Linked DNA regions of Homo sapiens: all the other regions are linked to region 1. The links are chromatin loops, found by intact Hi-C in ENCODE. Cell type or tissue: heart left ventricle. All regions are shown on one strand. Each heading gives the region's core, and the rest is flanking DNA. Links, peaks and the distances in the headings are about the cores only.

Region 1 (8,448 bases), core at 165-8,164:
TACAGGCTGTGAGTCTCCATTATAGTACACACTTGAAATGGAGCTCCTCAGGTTACCTGGATCAAATAATAGTTTAGTCATATTCCTACCAGTTTTCTTTCTAGGGATAATGTGAACAACTTTCCATAACCAAAAGTCCAAGACCATAGGTCAAAACCTTTTGATTCTCACTGTGATTTTATTTCCTATTATGTCAATTCTGCGTCCTTTGCCTCTGGAGTTGCGTACTGACATGGAGCTTGTACCATTCTGAGATGCCACTATTCTCATTACAATCAGAATGCTGGTTACAATGGCAGCATCTCCTAACATCATGCCCGCGCTCATAGAACAGCAACTACACAGCTTTCCAATGCATGCAATACTTTTCTCACTAAGAAATTTGTCAATTTCTCAATGCCTTAGTCAACCAGGCATCCTAAGGTCCCTCTAAAGAGAGCACAGTGGGATGTAAATGTTTACATTGTACACGATAACTTTGTTACAACATTACGTTCTTCCTAAGCCTTTTATTCTTTTACATAAATTCAGGTAGTAAGCTTCTAAAAATAATGCATAGTTTTATAGTATACTGTTGGTGAAAACTTGAATATTCATTTGGGAATACTGAGTGATGGATTTTGTTCTTGTGTTCAGTACAAACTCAATTTAGTGTATGGGGTGTGGGACTTATCAATAAAGTTGTACTTGCTTTGATCTGTGTCAGCTGTACATTATTAAATAGTCATCCTTACATCTTTTTATTTTTGCTTTTGCATCTCTAGACCTTAAGTTTCAAGAAATATTAATCCACTTTCTCAGTGACACACACACAGACACACACAAGCACACACACACACACTTTGTCTATCACCTGATAATAGGCTGTCTAAAATTGTTTCAATCCTTTTCTTATCTAAGAGTTTCATCACTCCTAAATAATTGAGAACATCTCAAGAACAAATTTTTTTCTTATGCTTTTTTCTTTGCCTTTCATAGCATTTAATGCAATGCTGAGGACATATTTGACACCCAATATTTGTTAAATAAGTCATTGATAAGACACCTGACACTGTGCAATAAAAATCTCCTTATTTTATCAATATCCATTTTAGTGTCTCAGGAACACCATTTAGAAGTATTGTGCATAGGCTGGGGCAGCAAATATTTCTTTAGCAACTCGCTTTACTATCCTGAGGCAAATAAAAATGGCTTCTTGCCCATTTTGAAGTAGGGAGTACTTAGTTTTCATATTTGCAGATGAAAACAAAGCAGGAAACAGATGCTAATCCAAGAAAAGTTCTGTGGGCATTTGCATTCAGTTTGAGTAAATGTAATTTATGTTTGGATATTTCATTTATGGTCTATTTTGGATACACATTTGGATTTCTAGTTACCACAACATACATTGAATTGTAAAGAGATGGGAAGTTTGAATGTAACAGATGGTAAATTAAGCTCTAAAATAAAATAGATGGATGTTAATGTTAGGCATTGTTTTTATTAGGGCTGTTTAAATTTCTACACCCAGTGACTTTTTGTCAGTGTTAAAACTCAATGGCAAATAGGAGACGCTTTAAAAGGTGATTATAAGTGTATATTTTAATATAATTTGGTTTTAATTTTTAAAAATTACTTTAAAATTATGCATGCCTGTCATTAAGCCATTCAAATAAGATAACACGCAAAGGAGAAAATATAAATGTCACTAAGTTGCATAATTCAGAAAGCACCACTGCTAATATTTTGGTGACTATCCTTCCAAACACATCTCTCTGTAAGCATATACAAATAAGTATTTACAAATAATTCTACATAAAATAATGTTATATATGATACTTTAACTTCCCTTTAACTCAATATGTCATTATTGGTTCCATTCCCCTGGTTTTGGTTCCATTCCCCTGGTCTCTTTCTGTATTAATGAATAGGGGAACATCATTGCATCTAATATTTGATTAATTTTTCATTGTACTGAAGAAGGATTCTAATGATAGACATATATGTTGTTTCCTTTTTCTACTATAAAGACTGTGGTAGAAAAATTTTTGTTCAAATGTAAGTTTTTCATCTTGTCCTATTCTTAGTTCATTCATTCATTCAGCAGATATTAGCCTCTACCATGCATTGGTCACTGTTTGAGATACTGTGGCAGAATAGTAATCTAAATATTTGCCTTTAGTGGATTAACATTATGCATGCGCTTTATATTCTTAAACTGTCCTACAGACATATACTAATGTAGACATCTACCAACTTTACAGGATAGTACCTGTTTACCCTAAACAATTCTAGGATTTGTAAAATATCTAAATCCTTCCAAACCTGATGGGCGAAATGTGATCTCTCAGATATTTAGTCACATTTCTTTGATGGATGTTGAATACATTTTTATGGGTATATTATTCATTTGTATATCTTTTTTGTGTGTTGCATAATCACATACTTATATTAGGACATTTTAGGTTTTTTCCTTACTGGATTGGTAAGAAATCTTTGTGTGTAAATATAAATAGTTAATTTATAAATTTATAATTTATAAATCTATGCATTAAATTAAAAATTAAATAAAAATAAATATAAATTACAAAATAAATATAAATTTAAAATTATAAAAAATTATACATTTATAAATTATAAATAGTAATTTCCTCTAAGTTATATTTTCTACAAATATTATTGAACATGATATGAATGGAATCATACTATATGTAGTTTTTCAACATCTGGCTTATTTCACTCAACATTATGTTTGTGAGATTCATCTATGTTCTTGCTTTTAGCTGTAGTTTATTCAATTTATTCATTGCCATATACATTTTTAATGAACATAGTTCTATGTACTACTAAAACTTATCTCCCTATTCTGTTCTTGGTAGGCATTTCAGTTGTTTCTAGTTTTTGGCTATTACATATAGTGCTGTTATTATTATACTTGTTTATGTCTTCTGGAAAACATTGGCTCACATTTCTGTGGTTACATACCTAAGAGTAAAATTGCTGTGTCATGGGAATTGTCATTTTCAGTGTTCAGAAGAAGATCGTACCAAACAGTTTTCTGAACTGGTTGTTCCAATTTTTGTTTGTAACAACTATGTATATGAGTTCTGGTTTCTATCTTTTTTTTTCTTCTTTGAAACAACCTGGTGGATATATAATGGTTTTGCATTTTTTCAAGTTAGTATTCCCTGATAGTTAATGATATTGAGCACCTTTTCATGTGTTTACTGACCTTGAAAACTTCAAAATACAGATTCTCAGGTCCCTTTACAGTCCTGCTGTAACAGAATAGGCATAGAACTCAGAAACCTGCATTTTTTAAAGTTCCATAAGCTATCATCATTCAGACAGTTTCTGAACATGAATGCAATTTTAGAATGGGTAGACTAGCCAGCTTGTATGGTAGCTAAAACAAAGAGAAAAATTTAGTATTTCTTATCTGACATGGAACATAGTAGAATTTCTCTCTCTTTTTTCCTTCCTTCCTGTCTTTATTTTCTTGTCCTCCTCCTCTCGCTTCTTAATTATCTGCTTGTTTTAGAGAAATACAAAAATATGAAGGATAATGACATTCTGTCATATGCTGCAACATGAATAGAATTGGAGGTCTAATTATGTTAAGTGAAATAAGCCAGGCACAGAAAAAGAGAAATATTGCCATTCTCATCTCATTTGTGGGAGGTAAAAAAGTGGATCTCATTGAGTTAAAGAGTAGAATGGTGGTTAGCAGAGGCTGGGAAGGTGGGGGTGGAGGTAGGAAGAGAGGTTGCTTAAAGGGTATAATATAATTAGAAGCAATAAGATTCTGCATTTGATAGTATATGGTATAGATAACAATAATGTATAGTTCAAAATAGCTGGAAAAATTAGAATGTTACCAACATATAGTGAAGACATATGTTTGAGGTGATGGATATCCCAATTAGTCTGATTACATATTGTATGTATGTATCAAAATATCATAGGTACCCCTAAAATATGTGTAACTATTATGCATCAATAAAAACAGAAATAAATTGATCTAGTACATGTTCTCTATGACAGAAAAAGGAAAAAATTTTCATCATTTTATTTTATCAACTTCTACTGACAGTTGAAACCCTACCTAATTTATGCAATTTTAAATATTCTGCTGCAGACAAGTTCATGAATGCTTTAGAGATAATACATGTTATTTATTTAGTACAATTTTAGAGTAAATATTATGAATGGGACTTCCAAATTATGGTGCCAAGGTTTAATGAGGTGTAATTGCAGGTCTTAAGATATTTGTATGAGGAGAAAAAACTTAGTGTACACCATCAAAGTGTTTTATGTATGATGATGACTGACACAACCCATTATGGAATTTGAATAAGCTTAATTGTCCAAGAAAAATAATTGAAAATAATCCTTTAGATGTCAAAATATAGCAATTTATCATATGACTCTGTCAGTTCTTATTTAATGTCCTTCCTGGTTATAGACATGCTTTTCTGGTGGCTCATTAATTATGTCACCAGGAAAACAATATTTTTAGCACTGTTAAAGAAGAAACCTTTACTCTCAGTGTGTTGAAATATAAATTGCACAAGAGCATTGGCATTAAAACAATGTAATATAATCAGCATGACCTAAGTGCTTGGCTAATTAAAGGGTAAAGTTGAAAGTAGACATGAGCAATGATAATTTATCAGTTCTATTTCTGAATATTTCCATGAAGTTTAGTTATATTTTTAGAAAGCTTCTTTTTTTTTTCCAACAGAGTCTCGCTGTGTCCCCAGGCTGGAGTGCAGAAGCGCGATCTCGGCTCACTGCAACCTCTGCCTCCTGGGTTCAGGCTATTCTGTTGCCTCAGTCTCCCAAGTAGCTGAGCCAACAGATATGTGCCACCATGCCTAGCTAATTTTTTTGTATTTTTAGTAGAGATGGGGTTTCACCATGTTGGCCAAGATGGTCTCGATCTCTTGACCTCGTGATCCCCCTGCCTCGGCCTCCCAAAGTGCTGGGATTACAGGCGTGAACCACCGCACCCTGCCAGAAATCTTCTTTAATTACTATTCAATATGGCATTTAATGAAGGATATACCAATAATAATAATAATTCTACTATTAAGGAGCATATTGCACCTTATACCTAAAAACAAGAGGAATAGGGCCAAAGAGAAACAAATGAATAGAAAAATAATAAAACCTGAATTTAGATTAGTACAGATTAGTACATTCAACCTTTTGTATCCCCAGGTCCTGCATCCGAGGATTCAACCAACTGCGGATTCAAAATAGTTGGAAAAAGGAAAAGCAATAAAAATCTTGCTAATAAATAACCCAAAACAGTATAACACTATTTACATAGCATTTACATTGTATTAAGTAATATATGTAACCTATAGATGATTTAAAGTATATTGGAGGATGTGCATAGGTTATATACAAACATTACACCTTTTTAAACAAGGGACTTGAGCCTTTGCAGATTTTGGTATCCGTGGGCCATCCTGCAACCAATCTCTTCCCCCGACCCCCCCGGATACTGAGGGACAACTCTATATGCTTCTGTACAGTTGCTAGAAGTGAGAAGCAAATTTGGCTTTAAAATTTATCAGGCAAAACAAAGATGGAATAAAATAATTTCTAAGGTTTAGAATATCCATAAATTAAAACCAATCAGTTTATTAGAAAAGCATCACTTCTCTTGTCCCTGACAGATGCAGGATTATCTCTGAGTGAGCTGTTTATTTAAATAGTTTAAAGATATTGAGAAAAAGCTCAATTCAGTTAGAGCAGTTATTTAAAGGGCCAGAACAATGTGGTGCACGTTCTCCAGTCTTGAAGATTGATGTTGATGTTCAGTGCCAATTTAGAATAGATGAAGAAGTAGACGGACTGCCTGCTCTCAGACCAACATCCATAAACAACGTGCCTGCATTCTGGCTTTTGATAAGGGTTAAATTGCAGATAACTCGGGGTTACATTTTTCTCACAAGAAACTGGGGTGCAAATATTCTGTATAGTGTATAAAGGGATTACCTATATGCTTTGGTAATTAGCTGGGAAAGGGCTGATTTAAAGTGTTCCTAAAAGAAATGAAGGGGGCTAATAGCCATTTGCCTGCATAGATGATGCCTCACTTCCTCATGGAGGTGGTTAAAGGTGTACATGTAGGTAGAACCACGTGTAGAGTGTAAAGATACTAGAGTATAATGGTAGCACCTAAAATATTCTGTTACAGCAAACTTTAGAGACAGAATTTTAGATTTCCAATTTACAAAATTACAAGGGTTACAAGACTGCTTTTTCTTAGTATCTGATTCATTTGGATGAAGGTATGAATCTGAATAGTCTACTCTACATGGTTATGGGATTCTCTTTTCTGACTTTGATTTAGAGAGGAATAAAGGCTTTCTATTTTTATTTTTTTACAAAAGAGTCTTTCCATCTGCACAGGAGGCATTTTCCTGTTTTTTCTTTTGAGTGTTTTTTGCTTTTGCTTTATGAATACCACTTGAAAAGTGATAGGATATAAGACATCCTCTTTCATCTGCAAAGAAAAATTTCTTTACTGCCTCAGGAGCTCAGTTGCCATTTTCTATTTCTACTTAAATCCTTTTTTATTCTGTATCATCCTATCACACTTAAAGTCTTGCATTGGACTTTAAACTTGTTTTATTGTTGGTTGGATTAGAAACAGCCCTTAAGAGCCTCCTGCTGTAAACGTCCCTGCGAGTTCAGACTTTCTTCTACATGGTTCCTAGGGTGAGGGGAAACTTAGAACTCTCTTGCTTTTTCTCATCCAAATTTTGTTCCAAGATGGAATGAATATTAATGTTTGGTTCTATAGAATTTCCAGAACTAAAAAAAAAACAACAAAATCCCCCTAAAAACTCCAAAATGATTACTTAAAAAATCTAACAAATTCTAAAATGCAAATAATTTTTCCTATTAAGGACCATATAATGAATAAGTAGCAAGATCAATAAAAAGAAGATGAATTACAGCAATTTTCTTTTTTTCTTTAAGAAATACAGTGGGAATCCCGGGCGTGGTGGCTCACGCTTGTAATCCCAGCACTTTGGGAGGCCGAGGTGGGCGGATCACGAGGTCAGGAGATCGAGACCATCCTGGCTAACACGGTGAAACCCCGTCTCTACTAAAAATACAAAAAATTAGCCGGGCGTGGTGGTGGGCACCTGTAGTCCCAGCGCTGGGGAGGCTGAGGCAGGAGAATGGCGTGAACCCTGGAGGCGGAGCTGGCAGTGAGCCGAGATTGTGTCACTGCACTCTAGCCTGGGCAACAGAGCGAGACTCCATCTCAAAAAAAAAAAAAAAAAATACAAGGGGATTTTTTTGTATTTTTTATTTACCTGATCTATGGATTTGTAGCCTTTTAAAGACCATTTTTTAGATGAAGGAAAATAAAAAACTATTGATTTTATCCTTTTTTTCATAAGTGTATGTCTTTATAAGCAATGAGGATGACAGTTTAGTTAAATCAATTTCTATGTAAACTGACTAGATATCTGATAAAAAGTAACACACGTTTATTATATTAATAATGTATATCATAATATGTAATATATATTAACAATTATTTCTTAGCCAAAGCAATATAGACTATATTAGACTTTGCAGTTCTCACTACATTATAAGAATTTTCAGTTTCTTAGGTGTATTGATCATCCTGTTAACTTTACTGACTTAGCAGATAGAAGCTCAGTGGTAGAAGTCTTTTCTAGTCCATCTTTAGGAGCCATTCTTGTTCACTGCTGGTTTTGGTGTGAGGAAAGTGAAGATCCTATTTGTCTTAGTCTCCTTTTCTTCATGCCTTATAAAAAGAAGTGTCGATCTGGAATTTCTTCATTTCTAGGGCACTTGTTCTACCCAAATTTTAAAGGTGTTGCAGTCTTAAAGTTACAAATAAGATTTTATGAGACAATCATTTTCCCTCTTCCACTGATTCATGCATTGTGGGTGTTCCACTTGAATGGAAATTTCAGAGAGTAGGGTTTAGGCATTGGTGGCCAAAACAGCAGCCTTAGGGCCTACTTTGGTTTATGATGCTGCTTATACTTAAACAAAGAAGCTTTCTACATAGTCAGCCAAACTACTAGAATTTTAAAATAGAATATGGTTCAAACATTCCTCTGATAATAATATTTCTTTCTGCTTTGGTTTGCTTACTATATGAATGTATCATCATTGGGGATTTTGGAAGAAGAGGGATGAGATGGTCAAGGCAGAGTTTTAATATTCCTGGGTCCCCAACTTAGTTCATCTTAATAGTATGCTTTAATTTTACTCCATTATAATGAATTGTATTAGGTGGTAGCATGAGTTTGCTCTTCTTCTGAGCCAACTTCTTACTTAGTTATAACTGGATTGAAGTTAAGAAAGTGTTTTTTAATAGGTATGATCACTTACATTGATTAATTATATTGGTTGAATTTTGTAAATTATAACTATAAAACCAAAATCAGATAAGTAAGGAGA
Region 2 (8,448 bases), core at 359-8,358, 240 kb after region 1:
TATTTTTTTGTTGTTGTTGTGTCTCTGCCAGGTTTTGATATCAGGATGATGCTGGCCTCATAGAATGAGTTAGGGATGACTCCCTCTTCCTCATTTTTTTTGGAATTGTTTCAGCAGCAAGGGTACCAGCTTTTCTTTGTATATCTGGTAGAATTCAGCTATTAATCTGTCTGATCCTAGCCTTTTTTTGGTTGATAGGCTATTTATTACCACCTCAATTTCAGAACTCATTATTGGTCTGTTCAGGGATTTAGTTTCTTCCTGGTTTAGTCTTGGGAGGGTGTATGTGTCCAGGAATTTATCCTTTTTTCCCCCAGATTTTCTATTTTATGTGCATAGAAATGATTATAATATTTCCTGATGGTTATTTGTATTTATATGAGGTCAGTGGTAATATCCCTCTTGTCATTTCTGATTGCTTTTATTTGAATCTTCTCTCTTTTCTTCTTTATTAGTCTAGATAGCTATTTTATCAATTGTTTCTTAAAAGAACAACTTCTGGATTTACTGATTTTTTTAATGGTTTTCCATATCTCAATCTGTTTCAGTTCAGCTTTGATTTTGGTTATTTTTTGTCTTCTGCTAGCTTTGGGGTTGGTTTGCTCTTGGTTCTCTAGTTCTTTCGGTTGTGATGTTGGCTTGTTAACTTGAGATATTTCTAGCTTTTTGATGTGGGCATTTTAGTACTACAAAACTGCCTCTTAACACTGCCTTAGCTGTGTCGCAGAGATTCTGGTATGTTCTATCTTTGTTCTCATTAGTTTCAAGGAACTTCTTGGTTTTTACCTTAATTTATTTATTTACCAAAAAGTCATTCAGGAGCAGGTTATTGAATTTTCAATTAATTGTATGATTTTAAGTATATTTTTAAGTCTTAATTTCTAATTTGATGGTACTATGGTCTGAGAGATTGTTATGATTTCAGTTCTTTTGCGTTTGCTAAGAAGTGTTTTACTTCCAATCATATGATAAATTTTAGAGTGTGTGCCACGTGCAGATGAAGAAAATATATATATTCTGTTGTTTTTGGTTGGAGAGTTCTGTAGATGTCTATCAGGTCCATTTGATCCAGTGCTGAGTTCAGGTCCTGAATATCTTTGTTAATTTTCTGTTTCAGTGATCTGTCTAATACTATCAGGGGGGTGTTAAAGTCTTCCACTATTATTGTATGGGAGTTAAAGTCTTTTTGAAGGTTTCTAAGAACTTGCTTTATGAATCTGGGTATTCCTGTGTTGGGTGCATATATATTTAGGACAGTTAGACCTTCTTGTTGAATTGAGCTCTTTACCCTTCTGTATTGCCCTTCTTTGTCTTTTTTGATCTTTGTTGTTTTAAAGTCTGTTTTGTCTGAAACTAGGATTACAACCCTTACTTTTTTTTCTGTTTCCCATTTGCTTGGTGGGCTTTTCACCATCTTTTATTTGAAGCTATATGTGTGTCACTGCATGTTAGATGGGTCTCTTGAAGACAGCATTCCAATGGGTCTTAGTTTGTTATCCAGCTTGCCACTCTGTGTCTTTGAATTGGGACATTTAGCCCATTTATATTCAAGGTTAGTATTGGTATGTGATATGGTTTAGCTGTGTCTCCACTCAAATCTCATTCTTGAATTCCAACATGTTGTGGGACAGACCTGGTGGGAGGTAATTGAATCATGGGGGCAGGTCTTTCCCATGCTCTTCTTGTAATAGTGAATAAGTCTCACAAGATCTAATGGTTCTATAAGGGAAAGTTTCCTTGCACAAGCTCTTTCTTTGCCTGCTGCCATCCATGTAAGACGTGACTTGCTCCTCCTTGCCTTCCACCATGATTGTGAGCCTTCCCCAGCCACCTGAAACTGTAAGTCCAATAAAACCTTTCTTTTGTAAATTGCCCGGTCTTGGGTATATCTTTATCAGCAGCATGAAAACGGACTAATAAAATATGTGTAAATTTGATCCTGTCATCATGATGTTGGCTGGTTATTTTGCAGACTTATTTATGTGGTTGCTTTATTGTGTCACTGATCTGTGTGCTTCAGTGTGTTTTTGTAGTGGCTGGGAATGGTCTTCCCTTGTTATATTTAGTGCTTCACTCAGGATTTTTTGTAAGGCAAGCCTAGTGGTAATGAATTCCCTCAGCATTTGCTTGTCTGAAAGGATCTTATTTCTCCTTTGCTCATGAAGCTTAGTTTGGCCAGATATGAAATTATGGGGCAGAATATCTTTTCTTTAAGAACATTGACTATAAGACTCCAATCTTTTCTGGCTTGTAGGGTTTATGCTGAGAGGTCTGCTGTTAGTTTGATGGTCTTCCCTTTGTAGGTGACCTGTCCTTTCTCTAGCTGAGTTTAACATTTTTAAATTTTATTTTGACCTTCAAGAATCTAGTGATTATGTGTCTTGGGAATGTGCTTCTTGAGGAATATCTTACTGGGGTTCTCTGCTGTTCCTGAATTTGAATGTTAGCCTGTCTCGCTAGGTTGGGGAAGTTCTCACGGATGATATCCTGAAATGTTTTCCATGTTGGTTCCATTCTCCCATCTCTTTCAGGAACATCAGTGAGTCATAGATTTTATTTCTATATAATCCCACATTTCTTGAGGTTTTTCTTCATTCCTTTTTATTCTTTTTTCTCTATTCATGTTTGAATTTCCTATTTCAGAAAGCCAGTCTTGATGCTCTGAGATTCTTTTCTTCACTTGGTCTATTCTGCTATTAATACTTGTAATTGCATTATGAAATTCTTGTAGTGTGTCTTTCAGCTCTATCAGTTTGGTTACATTCTTTCTATACTGGCCATTTTGTTTGTCACCTCCTCCATTGTTTTATCATGATTTTTAACTTGTTTGGATTGGGTTTCAATGTAGTTCTGTAGCTCAATGATCTTTGTTTCTGTTCATATTCTGAATTATATTTGTTTAATTTTAGCCATCTCAGCCCAGTTCAGAAGTCTTGCTGGAGAGGTGATGTAGTCATTTGGAGAAAAAAAAAAGGCATTCTGGCTTTTTGAGTTGTTAGGGTTCTTGTGCTCATTCTTTCTCATCTTTGTGGGCTTATCTTTCTTCAATTTTTGAGGTTGCTGACCTTTGTATGTTTCTTCCTTCATCCTATTTGATGACCTTGGGGGTTTGAGTGTAGTATAAGGTAGATTCAGACAACTGACTTCATTTCTGGAAGATTTTGGGGTGCCCACACTCAGCTGCCAACTCTTCCTGGACTGTATGCCCTAACTCTAGGGGACTTGTATTGGGCCTTGACATTGTTCTCTGGCTCTTTGAGGTTAGAAATCCACTGCACTGTGGGGGCTGACATGCTCCCAGATTATGGGTTACTACTCTCTGATAGGTGGTGTCAGCAAACACGTTTTGTAATGCAGTGACAGTGGGATCTGTCTTTGTTCACATGTGCCGGCAGCAGCAATAGTGGCAGCTGTGGCAGGTGGTAGCAGGTGCCAGGGTGCCTGTAGTGTTCGGGACTGACAGTTCCCCTTTGGCTAGTCTCTTATGGGAGCAAGTCAGGTCTAGGGGCATGGCCATTCCTGGCTGTGCTCTCCTACAGATGCTTCTGCACCAAACCCTCTGGGCTCCATATCAGCTGTCTTCCTGCTGCTACCACTTCTCTATGCAGCTCTCCCTGCCAACTGGAGGTCTGCCAGGGTTCCAGAGGCCTGTGGCAAGAGCAGGTTGCTCATTGCCAGTTCAACTCATTTGTTCTCCCAGAGGCATTTGGGGCCAGGAATCAGTCCAGGTGCACTGTAGCCTTGTGTAGGGTTCCCAGTGTTCTCCGCCTTTAGCTCAGCTTCTGCGTCATCTCTCCATCCACTTTCAATGCCTTCTTTCTGAAAATCTGTTAGGAGCATGCCAGTCATCTTGGTCCCTTGATGGGAGCTGTTCCACCTGGCTGCATATAGTTAGCCATCTTGCCCTCACTTCCAGTATTTTCCCTATGATGTAAAAATGAGTTTGTTGAGCTTCCTAGAGGAAGCTCAGTATATAATGTATAGTATATAATGTTTTATATACTAATTTGTTGGGCTTCCTAAATATATAGATTAATGTTTTTCAATAGATTGGGAATGTTTTCATTGTTTAAAAAATTTTTTTTTACATTTTCTTTTCTCTGTTTCTTCTCTTTTTGGTATTCCTATTACATGTATGTTGGTATGCTTCCTGGTGTCCTGTATTTTTCTGAGGTTACATTCATTTTTCTTTATTTTTTGCCCTCTGTTCTTCAGATTGCATAATCTCTATTGATTTATCCTCAAGTTTGCTAATTCTTTCTGCCAGTTCTAATCTCTAGTAGAATTTTCATTTAAATTATTCTACTTTTTAATTCCAGAATTTCCATTCGGTTCTTTTTTATAATTTACATCTCTTTATGGATATTTACTATTTGGTGCAATATTATTATTATAATTTTCTTAATTTATTTAATTATGGTTTGTTCTTTCAACATATTTATAATGGCTTCTTTGAATTTTTATGTCTCTTAAATCTAACATCTCTGCACTCTAATAGGCAATATATATAGCAAGCTTTTATTCCCCCTTTGCGTTTGGGTCATACGTTCCTGTTTTGCTGCAGGTCTTGTAATTTTTGCTGGAAACTGGTTATTTTATTTTTTATGGGTACATAGTAGATTTATATATTTATAGGGTACATGACATATTTAGATACAGATGTACAATGAGTAATCACATCTGGATAAATGGAGTATCCATTGCCTCAAGCATTTATCATTTCTTTGTGTTATAAACATTCAAATTTTAAGTTTTTAGTTATTTAAAAGGTATATTAAATTATTGTTCACTGTAGTCACCATGTTATGCTATTAAATACTACATCTTATTCACTCTATGTAACTATATTTTTGTACCCATTGACCATTCTCATGGAAACTGGATTTTTTTAAAGCAGCTCTCGGTACTGGTACTATACTTCTCCTTGCCCCTCATCTTATACTTGCTGTTTTCTTGTTTACCTGTTTAGTAACTGGCTTGATTATTTTTGTAAAGTCTATTTCTGTCCTGCAGTATGAAGCCTCTGATGTGCTTCTCAGGGTGTACAGCCTTGGGTATGTCCACAGTCACTCAAAGGTGACAGTGTTTTTTTGGCAAGTGTCTTTTTGACTGTTTTCCAGACAATGCCCAGCTGTTAAACTCCACTTATTGTTGGCTGATGCTCTACTGTTTTTAACAATGTCTAGTTCCATAAATTACGTTACAGATAAATCCAATCAAATTTGGTCTCTTTTGAAGGGATAATTACCTTTGCAGTCAGTTTTTGAGATTTGTTTTGACCCCAAGGTGGATATTCTCAGCTGTGTCTTTTCCCGATTCTCTCCAGTAAACCAGCTGACTTGCAGTTTAACCTATATCTCAGATGAACCTAACAATTTCCTCCCAATTGCCTTTTATCACAATTTGCTCCTTTTATTCACACTCATCCAGAACTTAACCTCCACAACGGGGAGCTTGTGGTAAAACCAGAAATGCTGACATCCTGCTCTTCCTGGCAATCTAACCCTCTGGGAGATGGTGAAAGAGAAAGCAACAAATTTGGCAAAGCAAGAATCACAGGCTCTTCTGCAGGAGAGAGAGAAGAGGTTAGATGCCTCTACCCTTCCTGTCCTGCACAGGCTATTAGGTTAGAAGGTGTTCACCTGGTGTCAGTTAAGGAGACCTTTCCCTATTGAATGCAACGTGGGCAGTCTTTCCTGTACCGTGAGCAAGGATAGAACTCTTAATCCATCTCCTAGGATGATACATGAAAGTCTTCTGTCCTATCTTTTTGTGGTTCAGTAACATTTTGTATTCTGATACTGATCCCATGGGGCTACATGGGAAAAAGCACGTGGGCCCCCTTAAGGAAAATATTGAACTAGAGAACTCAAATTGATGTTCATTATTTTTGAAGTCCTTGTAGGCAAAAAATCCAACTTGTGCACCCAGGTGGTAAATAGAGGAGGTTACCGTCTCCCACTCCTCATTGTTTAATAGCCATTCTAATCTTTCAAGTATTTGAGTTTTAAGAAAGAGAGTGAAGGGGAAAGAAGGCCCTTGCAGGGTCCCCTCCAGAGACCCAGCTGTCAATAATTATTGAAAAGGGGTGTACAATTGAAGGAAGAGGTCAGACAGTAACACATAGAGCATGAATTAAAAGTACCCTTTCAGAGAAATGCAGCATTGAGACCCCAGACTGCTTTCCTCCGACGTCCAGGCGGGGATTATCTTTACTTGTGCTATCAGCCACTTAAGTCTGTATTTTAATTATCCATGAAAATGCTCAATCATTATTGCAGCTTGGAAGTGATATGGAATATAAAGAATTCATTGTATGTCCTGTGACTGGGCCTGTTGATATGGAACTTGGGCCACAATTTAAAGCCATTATCAAATAAAATCTACTCGGAAAACCTGAACAAGACACATATGGTCTTCAGTGATCTGGATAGTGTGGCCTGAGTCAGTGGGATGCACAAGGATGCCTGAGTAAATTCAGAGAAAGTATCAGCTACAGTCAGGATCTAGTGGAATCTTCTTGATTGGATGAGGGGCCCAATGTGATCTATTCATTGGAAACTCCTTGGTCATTGGCTGGAGAGATTTTTTCCCAGGCAGCATTTTTAGCTTTGGCCATGGTCTGGCTGGAGGAAAACCTTTTCCATGCTATGTTGGCATGTTCAGACCACAGAGGCAGTCTATGCATGTAGGCCAGTCTAGGATGGTATCCAAATTTCTCATGGATCCAGAAGGCAATAGGTTGAACATCTGCTTGTTCTGGATTAGGGCACAATTCAGTCTCTGAGTTTAGCTGACAAACATGGTCTGCTCATTGATTATATTCCCCTTTGTCAGTCTGAGAGCCTTTCTGGTGATCATCAACCTTGATAAGAAAACCTTATTAGGAATGGAGCATTTTTTTTTCTAAATGTCTCACCCCTACAGGGAAGCTTGTTTATATGGCACTCAGACCTGCCAGTGGCCTAACCAAATGGCCAAGACATTGGTCACAGCCTGTGAGTCAGTGAAAATGTAGCATATCTCATCAGCTGGGGTGGCCTGGATAGCCATCCACACTACATGAAGTGCTATTCATTGTGCTGAGCATCCTTTACTGCGCTCAGTGAGGGACAGGCCTCTCTCAGATCAGATGGCAGCTATACCCTTTTCCATCCTGGTATAAGTTAACTGGGAAGAGCTCTCAGTGAACAAGGCCTATCAGTGGTCCAGGAGGTTTCTATATCTGTGTTTCCTCTGGGACAGTGGAGGCAGTGGCTCTTTGAGCATATGCCTAGGGGTAGAGGAGCACTCCTGAAGCTTTTTTTTATGGTGTTGCAAGCTTTTTTTATGGTGTTAAAGCACATCCTGGCCAGATTTTACCCACTTCTCTATGTACCAATTCTATTTCACTAGAGATAATTTCTTAGCTTTCTCCACTTGACAATTTGAGGGCTATGTTCAGGCCCAAGGTGTGACTGGGATCTCTAGTTACAAGATTACTTCATGACCATGGGCCATACACTCAGTAACCACCAAGGCACAATGGCAAGCCAATAATAATCTCTTAAAGCGTGCATGCCCTTAAGCTGACTTGGGGAGCCTAGGAGTCCAAAGGCCCAACAAATACCTCTAACCTGTGGTAGTATTCTTCTGCCATAGGTTTCAATTGTCAAACTGGAAGGTTGATAAAACCTGTAACTCAAACAGCAAATATGAATTGGTGGGGCCTGGATGGGTTAGGGGAGTAACTTGAGTGGCCCGTTGGAAGATCCTTCTAAGGGAATCTTGTGGGTTAGGGGTCCTCTTTCTTTCTATTTTTTCATGTAGAGAGAGTCAAATGCTTCATAATTGTCTGCTCTAGAATTGTGCACCTTCCTGGATTATGCCCAGGAATTTTACTTAGTTGCTAGATCCTTATACTTTTTAGTAATGGACTGGCCATGTTGTCACTTGTGGGTCAAGAAGGCATCCAGTTTTTGTTGGGTGATGGCCTTGTCTATGCCCACCAGGGGATGTCATTAATATAGTGGAAGGCTAGTATTTTGTCTAGGAGTGACATTTTTCAGGGTTATGACCTATCTGTTGATGACAGATAGCCAGATAATTTAGGTAGCATTAAGGAAACATTACAGTATATTGGAATCCATTCCACATAAAGGCAAATTGATCCTGATAATCTGATTTGAAGGAGATGCTGAAAAAACCATTTGTAATATTAATTGCTACACACCAAGTTCACTTAGCTTGAGCAATAGCTTCTGTGACTGTCACAACATCTGGTTCCACCAATTCCAAGAGTGGTAGGACAACATTGAGCCTCCAGTACTCAAAGGTGAGTTTCTAGGCACCCAAAGCCTTGTGCACATGCCAGATAGGGCTACAGAATAGAGAAATAGTCTTATAGAGAACTTCATTTTCCTTAAGTTTGGCCAAAGGGTGGTTAGTTTTGGGGGGAATAACAGCACC
Region 3 (8,448 bases), core at 359-8,358, 140 kb before region 1:
TAGACAAATGGAACTATATTAAACTAAAAGACATCTGCCTAGCAAAAGAAACAATTAACAAAGTGAAAAGACAATCTGTTGAATTGGAGAAAATATTTTGTAAAATATTTGTTTGAGAACATACTAAAATCCAAAACGTGTAAGAAACTCAAACAATTCCACAACCCCAACCACATAGTCTCATTAAAAAGTGGGCAAAAATGTGAATAGACATTTATTAAAAGAAAATTTAAATGCCCAACAGGTATTGAAACAATTCTCAACATCACTAATCATCTGGGAAAGGCAAATCAAAACCACAATGAGATATTATCCCAGTTAGAATGGCTATTAATAAAAAGACAATACATAACAGATGCTGGCAAGGATGCAGAGAAAAGAGAACTCATACACCGTTGCTGGGAATGTAAATTAATATGGCCTCTATGGAAAACAGCATGGCGATCAAAAAACTAAAAATTTTTTTATCAAAAAACTAACAATAGAACTACCATAAGATCCAGCAATTCCACTACTGGTTCTTCATCCAAAGGAAAAGATCAGTGTATCAAAATGATACCTGCACTCTTCTCTTTATTGTAATCTTTGCTGTTTGATTACAATGGTAAAGATATGGAATCAACTTAAGTACCTATCAGGGGACAAATGGATAAGAAAATATGTGGTTTATATGCAAAATAGAATGTGATTTGGCCATAAAAAGAAAGAAATCATGGCACTGGTAAATGGAACTGGTTATTATTATGTTAAGTGAAATAAGCCAGGCACAAATATTGCATGTTCTCATTCGTATGTGGATACTAAAAAAGTTGATGTCATGGAGAGAGAGAATGGAATTATATTTACCAGAGGCTGGGAAGGATGTGTGAGTGCGGGGTGGATAAAAAGAGGTTTATTAATGGGTAAAAACATACAGTTAGAAGGATTAAGTTCTAATATTTGATAGCAGAGCAGGGTGACTATAGTTAACAATGATGTATTGTATTTTTCAAAACAGCTAGAAGAAAGGACTTGATATGTTCCCAATACTTAGAAATGGTAAATTCTTGATTTGATGGACACCCCAAATATCCTAACTTGATCATTGTACAGTCTTCGCATGTAATAAAATATCACAAGTACCCTGTAAATATGTACAAACATTATGTATCAATAAAAAAGAACCACAACAAAAAAGATTCTGAGATATTTGAGAGGAAGTGTCATTTCCTTCTCCCCTAACTGAAAGTGTAGTGTGAAATATATATAAGAAGAAAATAAACACAAAGAATTGTGGACTTTTAGAGTTGAATATTACTTAGAGACCATTTATTTTGCCCATTTAATTATACCTATGTGAAAGTAAAGGCTAAAAGCTGATAACTGCTCACCCAGGCAGCCAATGGCAGAACGAGGCCTATAACCAGGTTTGCTGACTTCCAGGGCAAGTATATTTTTTCCTGCCACATGTCTTTGGTTGGTTGATTGGAAAGCACTGGCTTAAAACAATATTAAGTCTAACAAAGGTGGCCATGTTTTAATGATTAGTTATACATTTCTGCAGTCTGCACAGTGGAATAAAAGATCCTTTTTAATATTAAAGTTTATTTCTTCATTTATCACTGAACACCTCAAAATACCTTAGAGAACTTATCAAGAAGGTCTTAAAACCAGTATATATGATCATTATTAAGGAGAATGGTATATGCTTGTGCTATTAGCTCAATTTTTAAGAGACGAGAAGAACTTAAATAAGAAAAAGTAGTTCAAGGTCGTAAAAATCTATTGTAAATCAGCAGAGAAAAACCAGCTTTATAGTCTGGATTCAGCTGCATACACTTTGCCTGGTCTAAGGGTATAGATTATGTTTTTAGAAATGAAGAAGTGATGTGATTAACATTTCTCTTGTTTAAGATAAAAATAAAAAATGTTGACTTCAGCCATCGATTAATTTTGGGGTGCAGGGGTAAGGGGACTTAGATTCAGCAGGGCCAAGTCAGCTTGTTTTCAACCAAATATCACTAGATGAGCACCATTCTCTGCCCCCTGTGTTCTGGGCTGTCCCTTAACTGCTGGACTAGTATATTCTCTATTATTTTAATCTTTTTTTTAAAAAAAGCTGTTAGCTTTGGTCCATAAATAGATTCTGAGACTCTGAAGTTCTAATAATAACAGCTGATATTTTCTCCTGAGAAATTAAACCATTTTGTGGCTACTATACAAGTCAGTTAAAATTAATTATTCTTCCTTAAATTTGTCCGCATATACGATATGGTGGTGGTACTGCCATTTTAACTCGTAATATGCAACTAATGTTACTTTATACCATTGGTCCTCAACTAGGGACTAGTTTGCTACCCAAGAGTCACTTGGCAATGTTTGGAGACACTGTTGGTTGGCACAACTGGTGGTGCAGGGATGTATGTACCACATGCATCTGGTGGGTAGAGGACAGGGATCCTGCTAAGATCCTACAATGTGCAGGACAGCCCCCAACAAAAAAGAATTATTTGACTAAAAATTTTCATAGTGCTAAAGTTGAGTAATCCTGTTTTATAATTAGGATTTACATAAAGATGTTACCTTATACATATATATAGGAATCATTACTGATAATTTAAATATACATGAATTAATCTACTCTAAATACTGAATGTCAGATACTGTGTTGATCTCACTTGTCACAATCTCTTAATTTGTCAAAGTTATAAGCTGATGTTTTGCTTTCAAGAGGTGTGACGACTCATGAATAGGTCTGCTGTTTTTGTCAAACATAAACATGAATAAGAAGGATTTTGTCAGTATTCCCAATTCTTTGAACCTGTTTTAAGTGATTTTCAGCATTTAGGTCCTAGTGAAAAGTAATTCCACAAACCAGTTTTCATCAAAGCTTAGTAAGTGCTACCTCAGCCCCTGATCTCTGAAACAAGCTTGTGGTAACATGCCAATCCATTGATTTAGTCATTGCTGTTGCAGGACTTCGATGCTAATTCTATTTTTAGTTTCTGTTTGTAGCAACTAGCAAGTATTAATGGAGAAATGAGAGAGAAATAGTCTTTTTTTTTTTTTTTTTTCCAAAGCAAAACTAGTCAGTGGCTCTGTGGCTGCAATTCCCAGTGCACTGTGATTTTGCCTTTAAATGTAATTTCAAAACAGCTGTAATGGCAAATTAGTTTCTTTCTATTAGTTAAGTGATTATACACCAATCAGAATTGAATATACACACTATTAAGTTTATAATTATATTTGAGAATTTCACAGTCCACTTCGTCTTCCTTTAGGACTCCTTGAGCGCTCCCTGATTCACACTTCTTATTGAAGGGAGGGTTTTACCAAATGTTTAAACATGGTAATCTTGGTGGAGAATATTTAAAGTCAGGCTCAAAGCTGAATCGAATGGCTAAGTTTTCAAGGTCTTTTTTACTTAAGCCTTGGTCAGAATCCAGTTTAACAGTGAGTGAAATTGACTGTTGATAGCAGTGACTTGGCTATCTCTATCCATTTCCTAGTGGACAGGACTTTGAATTCCTGCCATCTCCTTGTCATAACAAAAACCAAATATTAAATGAGTTGGCCATGATGCAGTGACCAGATTTAGAGGAAACCCTTTCAAGGTTACACAAATAGCTATAAAGGACTTGGATACTGTTATCTTTTCTGGGAAACAAATTGTGGCAAAAGAGAGTATTTTTTTTTTAGATTTGTTTCTGTTCATGAAACTTAATTTTTATAGCTTTCACTTTTTTTCATAATGCAGCTTGCTGTTACATAAATTCAATTATTTTATTCAAGGAAATTTATTAAGAGCCTCCCATGTTCTTCAATTTGTAATAATTCTATACAGAATAAGCTTGAAGGAGAGCATGGCGCATGTATAAGATTGTTCCTCAATGTCAGCAAGAAAGGACTGTGGCTTGATGGTGAACATGCTGAGGCTCTGGAGTCAGGCAGACCTGTGTACAGAGCCAAGCTCTGGGCTTTATCAGCATGTAACCTTGGAATGTGGCTTAATTTTTCTGAGCCTTGGTTTCCTTATCAATTGAATGGGAAGCAGCATAGTGTAGTAGTCAACAGCAGTGACTCCAAAATCTTACTGCACACATTCGATTATCCATTCCACCACTTGTGCAATATTAGGTAAGTACTAAAACCATTCTAGGCTGCCATTTCCCCATTGAAAAATAGGGTTGAATGTTACTATCCTTTTTTGTTTGTTTGTTTGTTTGAGACAGAATCTCGCTCTGTTGCCAAGGCTGGAGTGCAGAGGTGCGAGCTCGACTCACTGCAAGCTCTGCCTCCCTGGTTCAAGTGATTCTCCTGCCTCAGCCTCCCAAGTAGCTGGGACTACAGGCACGTGCCACCACGCCTGGCTAATTTTTTGTATTTTTAGTAGAGACAGGGTTTCACCGTGGTAGCCAGGATGCTCTCGATCTCCTGACCTCGTGATCCAACCACCTCGGCCTCCCAAAGTGCTGGGATCACAGGCGGGAGCCACCACGCCCCACCGAGAATGTTACCATGCTTTTAAAACATTTAGCAAAATGTGTAGCCCACAGCAGGTTGTCAGTGAATGATAAAGGATCATCTTCATCATCATCTGATTACCATTATCATGAGAAAGGAAATGCTCCATCATTAGAGGAATTGAATCAGAGGCTACTTTCAAGTTAGTGACTAGTATATTCATGCAGACAGTATAGCTTCAATCTAGATTACCTCTTTTGTTATTAAATGAATAACATCTTAATGTTAGAATTTCAGAGCTGTGGCAACTGGGCAGAAATATTTTTAGGCAAGAGCACCTTCCCTCCATGTAGGCAACTACCTCTTCTGGGAATACATGAACTGACACCTGAGAATCCTAATTAACTTTCTTTTACCAAGTTTAAACAGTTCTTTTTTTAAAAAACTTTTCCAAAATCATAGTTGCTCTCCTTTGAATCCACTCCAAATTCCACACATCTCCCTTGAATTAGTTTAGCTACATAGTCCAGAAATGCTGCATGAATTCTTCATGTTACTGCTTCTTTTATTTATGCATCCTGAGAACACATTTTTTTTTTTTTTTCACCAATGACAGAACCATTCTTGACACCTGTTTAGCTTGAGGTCAGCTCTATCTGTAACTCTCTTTTTGTAGCTGCATAATGTCAGCTGTTTCTCATCTGGAGTTTTTGCACTTTGTTTCTCATTTCAAAATGCACTTTTGTGCTGGTTGAAAGTCATTATTTTTATTTCTGCCTCCTTCTGCTGCCAGGGTCATTTGGAAATCTAATTTATCTTCTAAGGGTGAATGACTCACCCTTCTTTTCCACCTCTGGTGGCCATGTCATCTGTGGATGTGATGAAGAGCTTTTTCATCCCTAGATAAGTGATGAAAGAAAATGTTTAAAAGCTGCAGGCACTGGATGGTCTTCTGCATGAATTTTAGTTAAGAGATTTCAGTGACTTAAGCAGCTCAAAATTAATTAAAACAAAAATATTCTTATGAGGTATGGGGATGTCTTAAGTATGTAGACTTAGGAAGCTTATTTGCAGCAATTGAGTGTTGAATATTTAGGTCAGTATATTTGGACTAGTCCTCTGAATGGAAATAAAGGTATTTTCTGTGACACACTATATCAAAGTACTTTACTTAATCAGCAGCTTCTACCATCTGAAACATAAAAGAGAACTAGAAAATAAGCATCCAAAAGTCCTGACTAGAGTGTTTTATGGGCCAGATCTCAAGCACTTTATGCTTAAAAATTGGGAAGGTCTCTAATGACCCATACTAAATCTGTATTTGTTTTTACTTCACCTACTGTTTTAACTATGCCTTTTATTTTCTGTACTTTTCAACTTTGACATCTGCGGCCTTGCTGGCCCTAAAGGGAGTGCTTCTCCCAGGGTTAGCCAATTCCTAGAGAGAATAAATCACTTGCCTTCTTCAGCATGCTTTTCAAATACCAACCAATTAATTCAGAGTCCACAACCTCAATCACCTACTTTACTGAGCTCTCACACTCCAGGTCACTATCCACCTACCCTATCACCCCAGGGCCAGCTACATGACAACTAGGATTGGCCCCTCTGTCCTGGAGTCTGCTGAAATTGTTCAAATTAGACAAAATGAAGCTTGCTTATCCTGCCTTGCCCATTCCTTCCTGTAGAAACTATGATAAAGGATCTTGTCTACAGTTTCCCCCTCCTCCTCTGCTTTTTGACTAGCCCCATGCTAGGTCCCTGCATGGTGTGATGTGCCTTCTCCTCTTGAACACTATGGATCACAAACTATCTTTTCAATGGCAATTGTCCCCTGATCTGTTGGCCTTACCAGAGCTATGTAATAATAAATCTTATTAGAACACAGATAAAAGGTTCAAACTTCCAGTTTCCTAAAATATAGCAGGCACAAGAGTAATAAGCTAGAACAGAAGGGAGGTTCTATAATCACGTATGTTGGTGGTACTATAGGCTGTAACTTATTGGTTGGATAAATAACTTCTTGCCAAGCAATGTAAGCAATATATAAGTGTGACAAACTTAGATGGAAATGAGAACAAGGTAAAATGTGTTCTTTCAGTTTTAAACTTTTTTTTTGGTTTATTATTTTTTTTACACTTTAATCCCTCATCTGTTTCCTTTAATCTCACATTTGAACCCATTTTTGGCATGTGTGCTGCTCTTGGCCATAAAGAAACTCATTCTCATTTTGGTATTACTAGTGATAATGATAACAGCAACAGAAAAATAACTTTAAAATTCCATCATAAGACAAACTTTGTACTGAGAGCATTATATGTTTCTTCATTTGAAACTTGCAATAAACCCTGAAATGTAGATGTTATTTCCTTGTTAGACGAGCAAAGAGACATTTATAGAGGTCATTTTAACTTATGCTAAATTGTCTAGTCAGTTCTAATAGAACCTGGACTCAGGTGTATGCTATCTAATCATCTCTTCTGTGTTACATTGTTCACTACGTTGTATTGAATAGACTCTTTCGGTGGTAGCTTAAAGAGGACAAGGAAGTAGCTAATGTCTGGATGATATGTCCTTTTGTGCTATGAACTCAATGATTTTCTCCTTTGGAAAATTAATTCCTTCTTCTTGCTTTGAAAATGTATTGCTTATATTTCAAATTACACAAATCACAGTTATATTGGAGATAGGTGGATATGTATTGCCAGCTCAACCAGCTTGTAGGCTGCATGGGTGCAGGAACTCTACCTCATCTTTTTATTCTTCAGAGTATTTAGCACAGGGACTTGAGATTATTAATTATACAATAAATATTTGTTGAGTTGATCTGAAGATTAAATGTGTTAATGCATATTACATCTTTTTGTAAGACACTAGCCACATGAAAGACAATATGATTATTTGAGTCATCATATATAGAGAAGGAAGGGAAATAGAGGAGGGCGGGAGGGGGAAACCCACTCCAGAGACTTTAAAATCTCTTTGAGAGTGAAGTCATTAAAATCTGAATATAAAATTTTAATTTAAACTAGAATTTTTCTAGTTGCTCCTAGTGTAGTAGACTTTTCTAAATTTTTACTAAAAACTTTGAGAAGATAAAGGAAAAAAGATGAAACCCTACAGCAATATTGAGAACAAAGACTCACAGAAAAAAATTCAAAATCTGGGAGAAATTTACTCTTACCTAGAGGATAATTGTGCTTCTATTACTTAGATTCAGTTTCAAATAAGAGAATACTCTAATAGTGACTAAAACATGAGGACATTTCTTGTTTGTTTAACAAGTAGCCTGATGTTAGATGTTCTCTGTATACTTCAAGCACCCAACATCACCATCAAGAAATTAGGTTATTTCCATTTATTCTCACTGCATTCTCAATGTGTTGACATTTTGTCCTCAGATTTTTCATCTCATCATCTCAGGATAGCTGCCATAGCTCCAGATACTACATTCTAACACAGAATCATATCAAGCAGGAAGGAAGAGAGAAGGGGCAAAAATAGAACATTTTCTTCTATGTTTCTTTCTTATGTGGAAGGAAAAATACCCCAACCCTAAGTCTTCAGTGGACTTCTCTTTACATCATTGCCTAGAAGTAGGTCAATCATGGCCGGGTGTGGTGGCTCATGCGTGTAATCCCAGCACTTTGGGAGGCCAAGGCAGGCAGAACACGAGGTCAGAAGTTCGAGACCAGTCTGGTCAACATAGTGAAACCCCCTCTACTAAAAATACAAAAAATTAGCCGGGTGTGATGGTGTGCACTTGTAATTCCAGCTACTTGGGAGGCTGAGGCAGGAGAATCATGTGAACCCGGGAGGCAGAGGTTGCAGTAAGCCAAGATCATGCCATTGCACTCCACTCTGGGCGACAAAAAAACAAAAAAAAACAAAAAAAACAAAAGCCGATTGCTGGCAAGATGGCTGAATAGCAACACCTCTGGTCTGCAGCTCCTAGTGAGATCAACACAGAAGGCAGGTGATTTCTGCGTTTCCAACTGAGGTACC

Evidence for each region. A loop is a pair of places that touch in the nucleus more often than their neighbours do. Peaks named below come from ENCODE experiments on the same cell type or tissue, not always from the same donor. Only the 100,000 strongest peaks of a DNase experiment are listed, where the experiment ranks them.
Region 2: a loop joins it to region 1, with 7 times the contacts of the local background. A loop is called at or near these places in 3 of 110 quality-filtered maps.
Region 3: a loop joins it to region 1, with 5 times the contacts of the local background. A loop is called at or near these places in 3 of 110 quality-filtered maps.

The regions. Positions count from the first base shown.
Region 1 is chr11:96,617,692-96,626,139 of GRCh38, forward strand. No RefSeq gene overlaps it. Among named protein-coding and RNA genes, the nearest start is that of LINC02737, 110 kb to the left of the region's middle. In heart left ventricle, for the core only: no CTCF peak of the experiment used is centred there; no DNase peak of the experiment used is centred there; H3K27ac peaks cover 2,905 bases.
Region 2 is chr11:96,860,142-96,868,589 of GRCh38, forward strand. No RefSeq gene overlaps it. Among named protein-coding and RNA genes, the nearest start is that of LINC02737, 360 kb to the left of the region's middle. In heart left ventricle, for the core only: no CTCF peak of the experiment used is centred there; a DNase peak (open chromatin) is centred at 3,620; H3K27ac peaks cover 485 bases.
Region 3 is chr11:96,478,482-96,486,929 of GRCh38, forward strand. The region is part of intron 1 of JRKL-AS1 (JRKL antisense RNA 1); the gene reads right to left. Among named protein-coding and RNA genes, the nearest start is that of JRKL-AS1, 24 kb to the right of the region's middle. In heart left ventricle, for the core only: no CTCF peak of the experiment used is centred there; no DNase peak of the experiment used is centred there; H3K27ac peaks cover 411 bases.